Regions from separate parts of the Homo sapiens genome. Here region 1 is linked to region 2. Evidence: chromatin contacts called from ENCODE Hi-C data. All regions are on one chromosome and are shown on one strand. Each heading gives the region's core, a stretch centred on a gene start or an enhancer-like site at or near the end of the contact. The rest is flanking DNA. Distances are from core to core; before and after follow the strand shown. Region 1 overlaps FOXO3 (forkhead box O3). Region 2 holds the start of POPDC3 (popeye domain cAMP effector 3).

Region 1 (6,592 bases), core at 679-3,178, 3.5 Mb after region 2:
ACCAAGGAGGTAGTTATAAGGTCAGGGGTCCTGCATCCTCAGGAATGCCCTTAGAGTCACTGACTGCTAATATGGTGGGACCAGTGAGCCCTGGAGCACAGGGACACGTGCTGGTTGAGGAGTGGGCTCACCCTCCAACTCTCCACCGTATTCTGACCCCTCCCTCTTAGACTCTTCTGTCTCCTCCAGCCACAAGCAGGGTCTAAAAGAACTGTTTCCTACGTTCTTTTAGCCCCTGAGGCACCCAGTTATAGGAATTTTCTATTTCTACTGTGTGTTCAGCTTTTATAGTCTCTTGCATGACTGTCCTTGCCAGTTAATACTATTTCTCCTGCCCTTTGGGTGATAGATATTACACTACTGATGCTTGTATTTCCAGTTTCTTAAGTGCTTTCAAGTTTACCTAGCATGTACATGAAGTAGATTAGAGCCTGCTACAATAAAATACTGCATTTCTGTTATGGCCTTTAGAAAAACTATGATTTTATCTCATGTGCATTCAGTCTGCTTCATTCATCATAGTTTAGGGGTAGTGCTAATAATTAACTTACACATTTGGGAACACCCTAGATTTTAAGTTAGAATACAGGGGTATCTGAGTGGCTCAGTGAATGTTTTTTCAGAAAAATGCAATCAGTGCCTAGTTCTTTAGTTACTGGAAATGTCCTTTCTTTATTTGATCTTTTTTTGTGAACTTTTGAGCTTTCTGATGCTCATCTGTGTGTGTAATTAGCACCCAGGAGTGTCGTGGAATAAATAGTTGACTTGGTCAGCATTTCATAATACCATTATATTGGTCATCAGCCGCTTTTGCATCCTGTGGTTTTGAACAAGAAAAAAAAATCTTGCAAAACCACTATGGTGAAATACTGAATATGCAGATGAGGTATAGGTTAAAGAAGGCAGTCCCTCGGGAGGCTCCTCATTAGAGCTGAATTTCAGTGAGGTGTGGAGGGGACAGAAGATACTATTAGCCCAAGTCATTTTACAGAATTGACTGCATCGTACTCTTTATTTCCGTACAGAAAATATACATCAATTGTTTTGTTTGCAGTAGCCAACATGGGGTATTCTGGTGTGTAGCATTTACTTTCTCTGCTTCTTTCACTGGTAACACCTTGATTTACAGTGACTATTAGGATAATTAACATTGACACTTGGAAGATAGCCTGCTTCCAAATGCATGCACACTTGTCTGTTTTATAAATGCTAACCCAAACTTTTTCCTTTCCTAGCTGAAAAATGTGTCTCCACTCCTTCCAATCTTTCCAGGGTGTGGGCCTGTGCGTAGCTGTGTGACTGTGCCCACACACTGGCATATATTTCAGAGCTACCAAAAAGAAATCAGTTGCTCTTGAAATAACAAGACAAAAAGGAACGGTTTTTCTGAGCCATAACATCTGAAGAGCTAGAAGCAGTTGTGTTTGTATGTGTGACGCTAAAGCCAGTAAATTTCATGTGAAGGAAGGGATTGTAAACTAAGAACAGAAAAGCAGTTTTCCTGGATTTCAGATGTCAAACTCTCAAGCTGTTTAACTCACCCACTCAGCACCTCCACATCCATCCCTGTAATGTGCTTGCATTGTCAGTGATTTGTTTCTGCAGGTTTTGATGCCAGAAGACAAATAATAAAATAGTAGGCATATGTAACCTTAAAGCAGTTTTCTACCAGAGTTTTTGATTGAGGTTAAACAGAAGTATCCTGATCACGTCGTCAGTTGGCAGGCAAAAGGCATCATATTTTAAGATTCACATAGTTTTAGAGCAAGCTCATCTTTTCTGGCTCAATAATAAACTAATTACATGTTTTAAATAGTATAGAGCTGAGTCCCTGTTTCAGATTAAGCCTCATAATAGCAAGGGCCAGGCACTAGCAGACATTTGCTTGATGTTTCTGGCTTGAGGATCCGTAACGTGGTGCCAGCTGTTTTAGGGCCTGAATAGGCCTGCCAGGGACAGCCAGGTGATATTGGCTTGACGTAGTCACAGGCTAATTCTCCCAGAACACAGAAGCCTCCAGACGTGCCACCAAGGAAAGCCTGGATATGTAGAAGTTCAGTTTATGGCTATAGTAATATTTGGGCATTCCCCAAAATAGTGATCCCAGTTCAGGTTAGGACATGATAGTAGTGTCCCTTTGAGGTCTGTCTGAGAAAAGGTGTCATTTCTAAAAAATTAGTGTTAGCAGATGGGCAGATGTGGCTCCAACAAGGCTTGCTTCATGGCTTATCATTTTTCCACATTTTCCATCCCTTTCATAAGCCTAGGGACCACATGCTGAACATTTAATTGAATCACACAGATTTTGTAGTCTTTAAAGCTTCTTATTCCTTGGTCACTTGTTAGTGGTGCCTCCCTCCTTGGTCAGTTTGGTGACTTCAGAAGGAAATACACAGTGCAGTGGTGAGAGCTTCACTTTTGAAGTTAGCCTCAGGCTTGATTTCTAGCACCACCACCCACTAGACAAATTGCTTAACCTTTCTGCACCTCAGTTTCCTCCTGACAGGCTTGTTTAGAAAATAAAATGAGATCAAATTTGTCAAGCACAGAGCATTGGCCCTGGTAGGCACCACATACATGAATTTCCTTCAGATTGTAGGTGAAGTAGACTTGATTTGGGATTTCTCTTGTTACCTAGGTGCTTGTGTAGAGGAGACTTTAGAACCAGAATGTGTTATTTGTGGTTTTGAGTGTGCCTGGGACTCTGAGCCAACTGAATTACCAAGTAATGGGGGCCCCATGGCATCCCATGACAGGTGGAGAGCCGGCTCTTCACCCTGGATGGACCTGAAATGCCTGCTAAGGCCTTGCTCCACCGAGTAGCACACACCCTATCAGTTTGCCCTTCTTTCCATCTCTTATTCTAGAGACCTTAAAGCCTACTTGTTGGTATATATTTTCAGGTTTTTGGAAATTGGGCTGTTTAATTGAAGTTAATACCAGTGATGAGACTTTTCAACCTGAGAACAACCTAGATGCTACTTCACATTTTGCAGTGGAAGCTTACTTCCATCTTCACTCATGTAGGACATTCTTTGGTCTCAATGTTTTATCACATCTCATGTTAAAGTATAATTCAGGTCTATTTTGTGGCTCCTGCCCCCTTCCCATTAATTCAATGGTTAAACAGATACAATTTTTTGACCCCCTACTATGTACCAGGCCCTCTGCCGGGTGCTAAAGCTATAGTAAAACATGGTATCTGGTTTAAAGAGCCAGACTGCACCCTGCATTTTATCTTTGCTATTAGTGTGCTAATCCAGACATTGGTACTAATGTTCTCTTTCTGGGTGGTGGGTTACACCTCAAGGCCAGGTGGTGTGAGTCTGTCTCTGCTCTGTTGACACTTAGGAGCTGATTGGATTCAGGTGTGGCACTGTGCCTCTTTGGTCCTCAGGGTCTGCGACTGTGAAGTTGGGGCTGCCTGTTTCATAGAAAGAGGGTTTCCTGGCCCTCTCCATGTTCCCCAGCTATTGCTATTTTTACTGAGCTTCCTGCCCTGGTTGCTTGTCATATGTCATGAAAGTGATGCTAAATTCTTGGATGTGCTCCTGAGTTCTGGATGCATGTTTCCTATGCCCTTTTATTCGATTTCCACACACAGTAAGTTTTCAAACTGGAAAAAGGTGCAGCCTTATTTTGTTTAAGCTAAGTGAATATTAATAATAAAACTATTTCTGTTCCACTTCATGGCTTTTATAACTTCATGCCTGTTAACTCTTTGAGGCAACCATTTTGTGTGGCTAATTTGAGCATGGTCTTAAAAGAGAATTTCAGTAGCATGTGTTTGCTGAGCACCTTGTGGGAAGGGGAAACAGATTCAATAACATCACAGGAGAAGCTTGGAGAAAGACAACAGGGGCATCCAAATGCTGCAGCTTTAACCTACTTTCTGGGACTGTCATCTCGCTGACTGCACGCCTTTAGATGCTTCTTCCTCAGTCTATGGGGAGAGGGACCTGGGGCTAGAAATAGGAGAGTTTGTGGGGAGGGGCAGGATGCTGCAGGGAGTGGGTGTGGGCAGAGGTTGCAAGACTGCCAGGGTTCTCTGTGTGCCGGAAGTGCAGGTTTGGCTGTGAGGAATGGAATGTTCTCTCTTGCCCTCCAAGAGCACAAACAGCTGTGGAAGAGCTTGAAAAGAAGATTACTAAAAGAAAAAATAATAATAATTAATATGAAAATAAAATCCACCCTAGAAAACCCAACAGAACCGTGTGTGGAGTATAGTGGTAGTCATCTTTTTCATGCTATTTAAGAGAACTTTCTTCCTATCTAGGATTTCTTTTTCAGTTGAGGGCAGGATAAATTGTGTACCCAGCCCTTTCTCCCCTTGGGAAAGCCTCATATGTCTCATTTTGTTTGGATAGAAAATTGATTCATTATTCTGATGACCAGATGATGATTTTATTCTTTTTATGAGGGACCAGAACCTGTCGCTTGCTTGCTGCTTGAAAACTTAAATGTTAGTTTCCAAAGGCCATCTCTGTGGGTAGAGGGTTATCGTCAGCAGTTTAACGGGAAATCTTGTTTCTAACTGGAAATTTAATTATTCAGCCAAGTTCCCAACAATGTTTACTTTAGAGCATCGTCTTTTTTTTTTTTTTTAAGTCCCTTAATGGTTTAAACTTTTAAGCTTTAGGCAAGAGTAGAGTGGAGCTAGATTTACATATCAGGTTGTTTGTGCAATCTTTTACATGAAAGTTTATGTTTTCTTCTCAATCTGAAAATTGGTTTTGGCCATTATAGCTGGTATTATATATGACGTAATAACTCTCTCTGATCTCAGATACATTTTTATGCTGTCATACTTTCTGCACCTGCTTTTGAACAACATCTTAGTCCCAAAGTAGATAAAATCTAGCAGAAGGGAGTAGGCAGCTAAAAACTAGATTCTAGCAATATCTAAGGAAATTACAAGGATCAGTTAGTGTTCCATTCCTTCCTTCTTTGGCTATATCAATTCCTAGTTTTGTGAAAGTCCACATGCCTTCTTTCTGTCCATGCCTGTGCATGCTGGGTGGAGAAGCATCACAGAGCAGAATGAGGTGACTGTCCCCAAGGCAGGGTAAGGTCAAGGATCTTTCCCCTCACCTCATGATTTTCAAAAGAAAAGCAGATCTGGACCTCAGTTACCTAAAATAAAATAAAATTACCCTAGCTCTTATTCTGCACATAAAATCACAGCTTTAATCTCTCATCCCAGTTCTCACCTTTATCTTCTCAATGATGGAAACTTGGACTTAAAGGAAGTTACTGTGCTATGTTACCAGATCTAAGGAGACTGGGAATCATTAGATTGGAATCAGATCCTCAGTCAATGGAAATATAAGGAGGAAAGACCATTGGTTCTTGGCCCTAATTGCACATTAGAATAATCTGGGGAGCTGTAAAAATGTACCTATATCCAGGCCTTACCCCATCTATTGAATCAAAACCTCTGAGACTGGGATGTGAGTGTTTAAAGTCTCCCCAGGTGATTCTAATAGGCGGGGTGAAGAACTACTACTGAAGGGAAATTGAGGGCCTCTTCCAGAGAATTGCCTTTGAAAGATCCTGTCATTATACACCGAAGGCGCCCACCCGGGCCTGCTCCTGAAGCTAGCTGTTTGCAGTGCTCTCCTGTGGCACGCAGACCTCTGGGTCTCCCTGTGAATTGGGGTTCCATTGGGCTGTTCAAAAAACCTTTGTCATCTGTGGTTCAGCAGACGCGTATGTTAGAATTCAGGCATTTGGCAACCTCATTCTGAATTGTCAGTACCCACAAGTCAAGCAGTGAGACCCACTTGAAATGCTGGTCCTGTACACAAAGTGGGTGAGCACTGTATTGAAAGACAGTCCTTTCCAGTGCTTTCCCCTGAAATTCCTTGTAAGGACCAGGAGACGCCTGCAGTCGGCCTGGTGGGAAGTAGTGGGCCTGGCTTTGGAGTTAACCATAACTCATTTTGCTGCTCCAGACAGTCCTCCTCCCACCCCACCCCACCCCACCTCAAAAAAAAAAAGAGAGAGGAGGGGGTTGTCTTTAAAGAAAAAAAAAAAGCAGGGGCTTTTAAGAGTTAAATTACACAACTCGCTTTTTATTTTTAAAGTGAGCAGATTTCTTGTTGTCGTTGCTGAGAAAGATAAATTGATACCACATGTTGCTTCCAGACAAAAACCTCTCTGTGTTCCAGGGGAAGCACATGCAGCTGGTGTCTGGGTGAGTGGACAGTCTCCACAAGGTAAACATGGTTTGGAAGGGCTGAAGCGGACGTAGGGTACAAAATTTAAGAAATTACCAGTTACTTCTGACTGGCACGGCACCTCTGAAATACTTTTTTAAAGTTTGAAATCCTTTCCTGGAAGGGGCCGCCCTGGAACCTTTTGGCTTAAAGTATATGATGCTCGGAAAACAGTAAGTTAACATTTATGATGTCACTGCTTCCGTGTGGGATCTAACAGTTGTTGGGAGCTGCTTTTGTACTTGGCACTTCACTGAGTAGTTTGCATGCAGAGCTTTATTTAATCTTCCCAAAGAGCCAAGAGATAGTCAAAGAATGTTTTTATCCTGCCTGTGGGAATTATCCCCTTTGTAAATTATTGGTGGAATACTTTT
Region 2 (6,905 bases), core at 3,718-6,217:
ATCCCAGCTACTCAGGAGGCTGAGGCAGGAGAATCACTTGAACCCGGGAGGCTGAGGTTGCAGTAAGCCAACAATGCTCCACTGCACTCTAGCATGGGCAACAGAGCAAGACTCCATCTCAAAAAAAAAAAATTGTATCTGAAATGAAGTTTACAAAACACAATGCAAATGTTATAGATCCTCACAATATAAACATATTTTTAAAATTGGGGCTGGGTATAGTGGCTCATGCCTGTCATCCCAGCACTTTGGGAGGCTGAGGTGGGAGGATGCCTTGAGCCTAGGAGTTTGAGATCAGCCTGGGTAACACAGTGAGACCCTAACTCTCCAAAAAAAAAAAAAAAAGCTGGGTGCCATGGTGCATGCCTGTAGTCCCAGCTACATGGGAGGCTGAGGTGGGAGGACTGCTTGAGCCTGGGAGGCTGAGGTTGCCGTGAGCTGTGATCATGCCACTACAGTCCAGCCTGGGTGACACAATGCGACCCTGTCTCCAAAATTAAAAAAATAAAAAATAGGCCAGGCGCAGTGGCTCATGCCTGTAATCCCAGCACTTTGGGAGGAGAGGTGGGAGGATCACCTGAGGTCAGGAGTTTGACACTAGCTTGGGCAACATGGTAAAAGCCCATCTCTACTGAAAATACAAAAATTAGCCGGGCATGGTGGTGCATGCCTGTAATCCCAGCTACTTGGGAGGCTGAGGCAGGGATATTGCTTGAATCCAGGAGGCGGAGGTTGCAGTGAGCTAAGATCGCACCACTGCACTCCAGCCTGGGGTGACAGAGTGAGACTCTGTCTCAAAAAATAAATAAAGAAAGAAAGAATAAAAACTGGGATATGAGTAGAAGTGAAACTATAGGTAATGTAAGAGTGCCCAGTGCTCCATCCTTTATAACAGGGAGCCTCTGACTGTCTAAATTAATGTATGTTTAAAAAATCTTGATCTCAAGATGTATTCAGAAACTTTTCTCTTAGTTTGGAAGACTTGTTTATCTCTAAGAATGAAGAAATACTGATGTCAAGTTCAGCAATTCCTTCACTTTCACTACAGTTTCTTCTGTTAAAATATAATTTTTTTATTTTAAAAAGCATATATAGTATCATCCTGTTAAAAGAAAAACTTTAGATAAATTCAATTTAACAGTTTACCTGAGCAACAAACAACTCACGAATCAGGCAGCACTCACAACCAGAAGAGGTTCACAGAGCTCTATCCAGCAGCATGAGCTGCAGTTTTTATACACTGATGACAGAAGTAAAAAACCAAAATCACTCGATTGGCTACAGCTCTGCATCTGCTTTATTTGGGCATAATGTGATGAGCTGGCCGCCTGTGATTGGCTGAAACCTGGCTATTACAAAAAATACACTGTTGAGTTAGTTTTCTGTTCGTTTATGTACAAAGTTAGTTTTTCACACAGGGACTCAAAGTAGGGAGAAAGACTCAGGCTAATGGCCTCCTGCTTATTTAACAATTCTATTTTTTATAAAAGCATTTCTTTTTAATCTTTTGACATATCGTTTTTTTTTTAAGACAGAGTCTTGCTCTGTCACCCAGGCTGGAGTGCGGTGGCGCGATCTCAGCTCACTGCAAGCTCCGCCTCCCAGGTCCAAACAATTCTCCTGCCTCAGCCTCCCAAGTAGCTGGGACTGCAGGCGCACGCAACCACGCCTGGCTAATTTTTGTATTTTTAGTAGAGACACGGGGTTTCACCACGTTGGCCAGGCTGGTCTCAAACTCCTGACCTCAGGTGATCCGCCCGCCTCAGCCTCCCAAAGTGCTGGGATTACAGGCGTGAGCCACCAAGCCCGACCAACATATCCTATTTGTGTAAAAATAGAAAGACATACGCAATGATTTTCACTTCATGTTAAAGATGAATATATCTTGATAGTGGGATAGAAACTATTTTTACCTTTTTAAAAACAGCTGCATTATTTGTATTCTTATAATGATTTTGGGAAACAATATGGTGATTTTATACCAATGTAAAAAAATTTTAAATATAAACATTTAAAAAAATCCATGAACCCAACAACCAGAATTAACAACCATCAACACTGTCATATTTTCTTTAGATTGTTTCATAATAAAAAATATTCCACACAAAAAATTGAAGACTGCCATGGATTGTTCTCCAGGACCAGTCGCTGCCCATCCACTCCCTATATAGTACATAATTTATATTTCTCTATATTTAAATATTCACTAATTAAAAAATACAATGTAAAATGAAACAGACAATGTAAAATGAAATCCTGGACTAGAAATAACTCAAAGTGTGGGGTTTTTTTTTCAGATTCACACTTAAATTTTTTTCTGATAATTTTGAACACATACAAAAATAGAGAAAATAGTATACAACAAATTCCCATATACCTGTTACCCAGATTCAACAATTATCAAGATTTTGCCACACAGAATTTTGAAATTAAAAGCAAAAGCTGTTATCTACAGTTCAGCTGCAATTTGTTCAGCTAGGAAACAAACACCTTCCAAAGAAGACAGGAAGAACCAAGATCAGCTGTGCTCTTTCTCTGTGCAGGTACTAATTCCTAAAACAGATCCATTTAGGAGTCACAGCAACTCTGAAACCTACATACTATTGTCAGCATTGTTCAGAGTGGAAGATGAAGCTCAGAGGGATGGAGATTCTTCTGTAAGCTTAGCCAGTTGCTTGTCCTTCCAATACTACCCCACAACACCTTCCTTCATGATCCCATCCTAGCCAATTTCAGTGTGCCAGAGTCACTGGAGGTTATTATTCTGTTGAAGAACACAAAGTAAGAAAGTCTCGCTAAAAGTCTGTGTGAATCAATCCCTGGATTCTCTGGGTTGGAGGAGGACCCTGCATTTTTATAGGTAATTTCAGTCAGGAACTTTCGGTTATTTATTTAATTTAGAAAACACCTGATGTAATTTTCCTTGTAAGACTTTTTCTTATAACTACTTAGATAAAAGGGAGAAACATTTTCTCTCTTCCTTTAAAACAATCGAATCGGTGATTCGATATACTCTTCTATTAATTGGAGGGACATTCTCTCGAGGGAGCTCATAATCCCAACTGACCAATGACCATAATTACAAAATGTGATCTCAACTGCAGTTTACAGACTTTCAGATCTATCATGGATATTTCCAAAGCAGTTTTGAAATTTCTTGCCTGCCATGTTGCTTATGTGTTATGCTCACATACTGTAGCAAATGCTTCATAACATTCTTAATTCTTCCTGGAGACTGTTTCAAAATAAGCAGGCATCAGTGCTCTAGTGTGTCAACCGTATTAGTCAGTCTTGTGGTGAAAAGTATGGGACTTTTGTTTCCCATGACACATTTTTATTTAATAGCATAGAATGTAACCATTTAGAGGCAGAAGATGCACCATGATTCAGCTATTTTGAGGGACTGATATGATTAAAGAAACTCAACTATCAAATATTTCCCATTTAAATGTATAAAATTTTGAGGACAGAGAATATCTTAGATTTCAATTAATATTTGTATCCCAAACTCCTGAAGACACACACACACACACACACACACACACACACACACACACACACACAGATTTTTCAGGACAGAACCTCAGAGATATCTGGAATCTGGGATCAGCCAGAGCTCTTCATTTTGCGAATATGGAAACTGAGATCCAATTTTTTGTTTATATTTTCTGTCTCATGTAGTTCTTGTTTGGTTTTCTATTGTCACAAAGAACAATGCCAAGTTATTGTACTCTCACAAGAGGATATTTTCATGCAACAGTCCGTAGAATTAAAAACAAGAAGGAAAAAAAATAGCCACTAAACTTAGTATGAACAGGCAACAATAATTTTTTAAGGCTGCTATAAAACTCAATTGCAGTTTGTAGGCTTGCAAATTCAAAATATCTAACTACCGGAATTAGAGTGAAAAGTCAGGAAGCAACGAAGTTTAGTAAATCAAATTGCGTCCAAAAGTGGGCTTCTAATTCTACTTTTCCATTTATTATTTACAAACAGAATTTTTCACTTTCTGCAAATGTCTTCTGGCTAAATTTTTGGCACTGCCCCTCTTACTGTATTTTGGTTGTGCCTTTCATCTTTGCCTAAAATACAGACCCTCAAAACTATACCACTGTAACCGACATGGTGATAAGACAATTTAGGGGTTGGCAAATTTCTTTTTTGGCAGGGGGATCCCCAAATGGAGAAAACAGGTCCGCGCGACCTTTGATGAGGCAGCTTTTTTGTACCCCCAACTCTGTGAGAACAGTGTGAGAGCACTGACACCAGTCAGGCCCTTTGCTTACAGACCGGGGGCGGGAGTAGGGGGGAAGGAAACTCCCGGCGCTGGCATGACTTCCCCAGGACTGACAAGGGCCCCTAGGAACGGCTTTTCTCCCTTGCAAAACTGGCCTGTTTATTTCGGCTCCAGGGTGCCTGGGGCCAGAGTAGGACCTGCAGGAAAAGATCTGGGAGGAATATTCGCCCAGAAGCCTCTAGGGCATACGACTCGCGTTCTTCAGGGGTCGGCGCGGATAGGAACCGCAGCAAAGGATCCCCTAGACCTCCGAGCTGTGAGCGGCGACACAGCCGGGACCCCAGACCCCGGACCCCAGGGCGCGGAGTTGACCGGAGCCGGGAAGGGAGCGGCGCGGGCAGCGCGGGGCAGCGAGACGCAAGCGCTCGCAGGGGTCGGCGGCCCAGCAGAAGCCGCGCCCGCTAAGTTGCCCGAAGCGGCCGCGAGGTGCGAGGGTGCGGACAGCACCGGAAGGCGGCGGACGCAGCGCCCCCGGGCTCACCTTCTTACCTTTCCTTCCCAGCCCTGCCCGGAGCTTCAGCCCGGCGCCCGCAGAAGTTTCCCGGCGGAGCGCGCTTGACCCGGGTGGCCCGCGCGGAAGCCCTCAGCGTCCCCCTCGTGAGTGCCTCGCCGCCCACCCTGCGGCGCCGGGCGCAGCGTGACCGCAGCGGGCTCCGGAGCGGCGCGGCGGCGCGGGCGGGTGCCGGGCACGGGCGCGCGCCCCGGGGCGCAGCCGGGTGGGCGGGCGCGGCGGCTGCGTCTGGGCCGGGGCAGGCGGTTCGGCCACCGGGGTGCGGGGCTGCGGAGAATCCTAGCGGCCGCTACGGACCGAAGTTTCCAAAGATGCGGTTCCCCGAGTGTACACCGCTCCCGGTTGTAACATACACCTAGTATTCACAGTCACACTAGGCAGGAGCGATGGGCTGGCTGCTGAACCAAGGCAACTGCACGCCTGCTCTCTCACCCCCGCTCCACACACACCGTAAACAAAATGAAGAGGTAAATCACCATAGTGGGGACGGGAATATTAGGGTGTATTGGACAGAGAGAGAGAGAGAGAGAGGTAAATATAGTATTTTTTTTTTTTTTAGAGATGGTGTCTCGCTCTGTCACCCAGGCTGGAGTGCAGTGGTGATCACGGCTCACTGCAATCTCGACCTCCTGGGCCCAGGCATCCTCCTGACTCAGCCTCCTAAAGCTTAGGATTGCAGATGTGAGCCACCGCACCCAACCAATAAATACGGACTGTTGCATGAAAAATAAAATATCTATATTCAAATCAATGAACATCTCTAAAAGCAAATGAGTAAAGGGCATAGACAATCATAAAAGGAAAAAATTTAAAAACACAAATGACAAAAAGCTCATATCAGTAATAACCAAATGCATACAATTTTAAAGCAATGATCAGGTGCATTTTTTCTTCCTTTGCAATTAGCAAAGTTTTGTTTTGTTTTTGTGATGAAACAAATGTGAGGGTTGGTGACGACCAGTAAAACACGCCACTAATTTAAGAATGTCATCTCCTGTCTTCTAGTTCGCTTTCATTTTATATAACCATATTGATAACAGCGACTCCAGGAACAAGAATTTATTGAGCAATCAGTGTCTTTTTTGAGCCCCAGGGTAACCACAAAAACAGTGAATATAGATGGTAAAATTAACTCCCTTTAATTGATGCTGGAACTGAGGATCAAGAAATACACATATTCTTACACCCCAGAAATGGCTAGAAACCAGTTGACTCCTAGGCCTTTGCTCTTTCTCTTCATTGCAGGGATTTACTCAAATGTTGGAAATCCAGTTTGAACTGGATGTAGTCCATAGTGTGTGTGTGTGTGTGTGTGTGTGTGTGTGTGTGTGTATATATATGTATATATATATATATACACACACACACACCTTTAAACTATGGCCAGGGAAGTGAGAAGCCCATGAACTTTGAGGTCAGATGTACTCTGGATTTAGATTTTACTTGTTTAGTGTCCTACATTTTAAAAATTTAAGGATTATATTACTGTTATTTTTAATTTAAAAACTCAGAAGCTGTTACTGTTGCCCTGGATTCTTATGATCTCCCATGATAGAGATTAACAGAGATCACCAAACATAGCAGCAAAGGAAAGTGTATTCAGCTTGTGCGCAAGGGAGTCAGCACCAAGAAAGGCAAAGGAACGGACTGCTCTGAGGATAGTGTGTGGGTCAGTTTTATAGGGTCTTTCTATAGGGGAGGGTTACATCAGGGCACCTATAGGAGGAGTTTTTCTAGTGCTTGCACAGTGGCCCAATATGCTTTTTCATACATCATATGTAGCATTAGCATTTTAAATCTCCACCCCAGGAGTAATTTTTAGCATTAAAGTGAGGAAGGGGTAAATGTAGGTTGGAGTTTAAGTCTAACTGTACAGGCGGGGATCTGGGGAAGTCCCTAGCCCTCTGAAATAGGAGCTTGCAGTTAACAGCTTCTTGGGTGTTTTGTTACCTATTGACTGAGAGTTAGATAAGCTAGAGCTTGAGTAAGGAGCTTTTATCCTTTTTCACCACACCATCTTAAAATAGCTTTCCTGTCTCAATGCAACAAAGATATCCCTGTGTGACAGATTCTTCAGTGGCCCCAATAGTTTCTGAT

What was found. Hi-C counts contacts between places; a loop is a spot of excess contacts on that map. Pooled maps may share reads with other maps.
Region 1: a pooled map of gastrocnemius medialis shows a loop between it and region 2 (9-fold over the local background). The contact joins the enhancer-like site here to the promoter of POPDC3 in region 2. A Hi-C loop is called at or near these places in 1 of 50 pooled maps.

Annotation. Positions count from the first base shown.
Region 1 is chr6:108,650,148-108,656,739 of GRCh38, forward strand. All of the region lies in intron 1 of FOXO3 (forkhead box O3), which reads left to right. Among named protein-coding and RNA genes, the nearest start is that of FOXO3, 93 kb to the left of the region's middle. Within about 2 kb of position 1,929, at least 14 of the 41 ENCODE cell types and tissues checked have a DNase peak (open chromatin) inside an H3K27ac peak, as active enhancers do.
Region 2 is chr6:105,175,047-105,181,951 of GRCh38, forward strand. It overlaps POPDC3 (popeye domain cAMP effector 3), which reads right to left and starts at 4,968. Exons shown (of 4, transcript NM_022361.5): 1 at 4,787-4,968.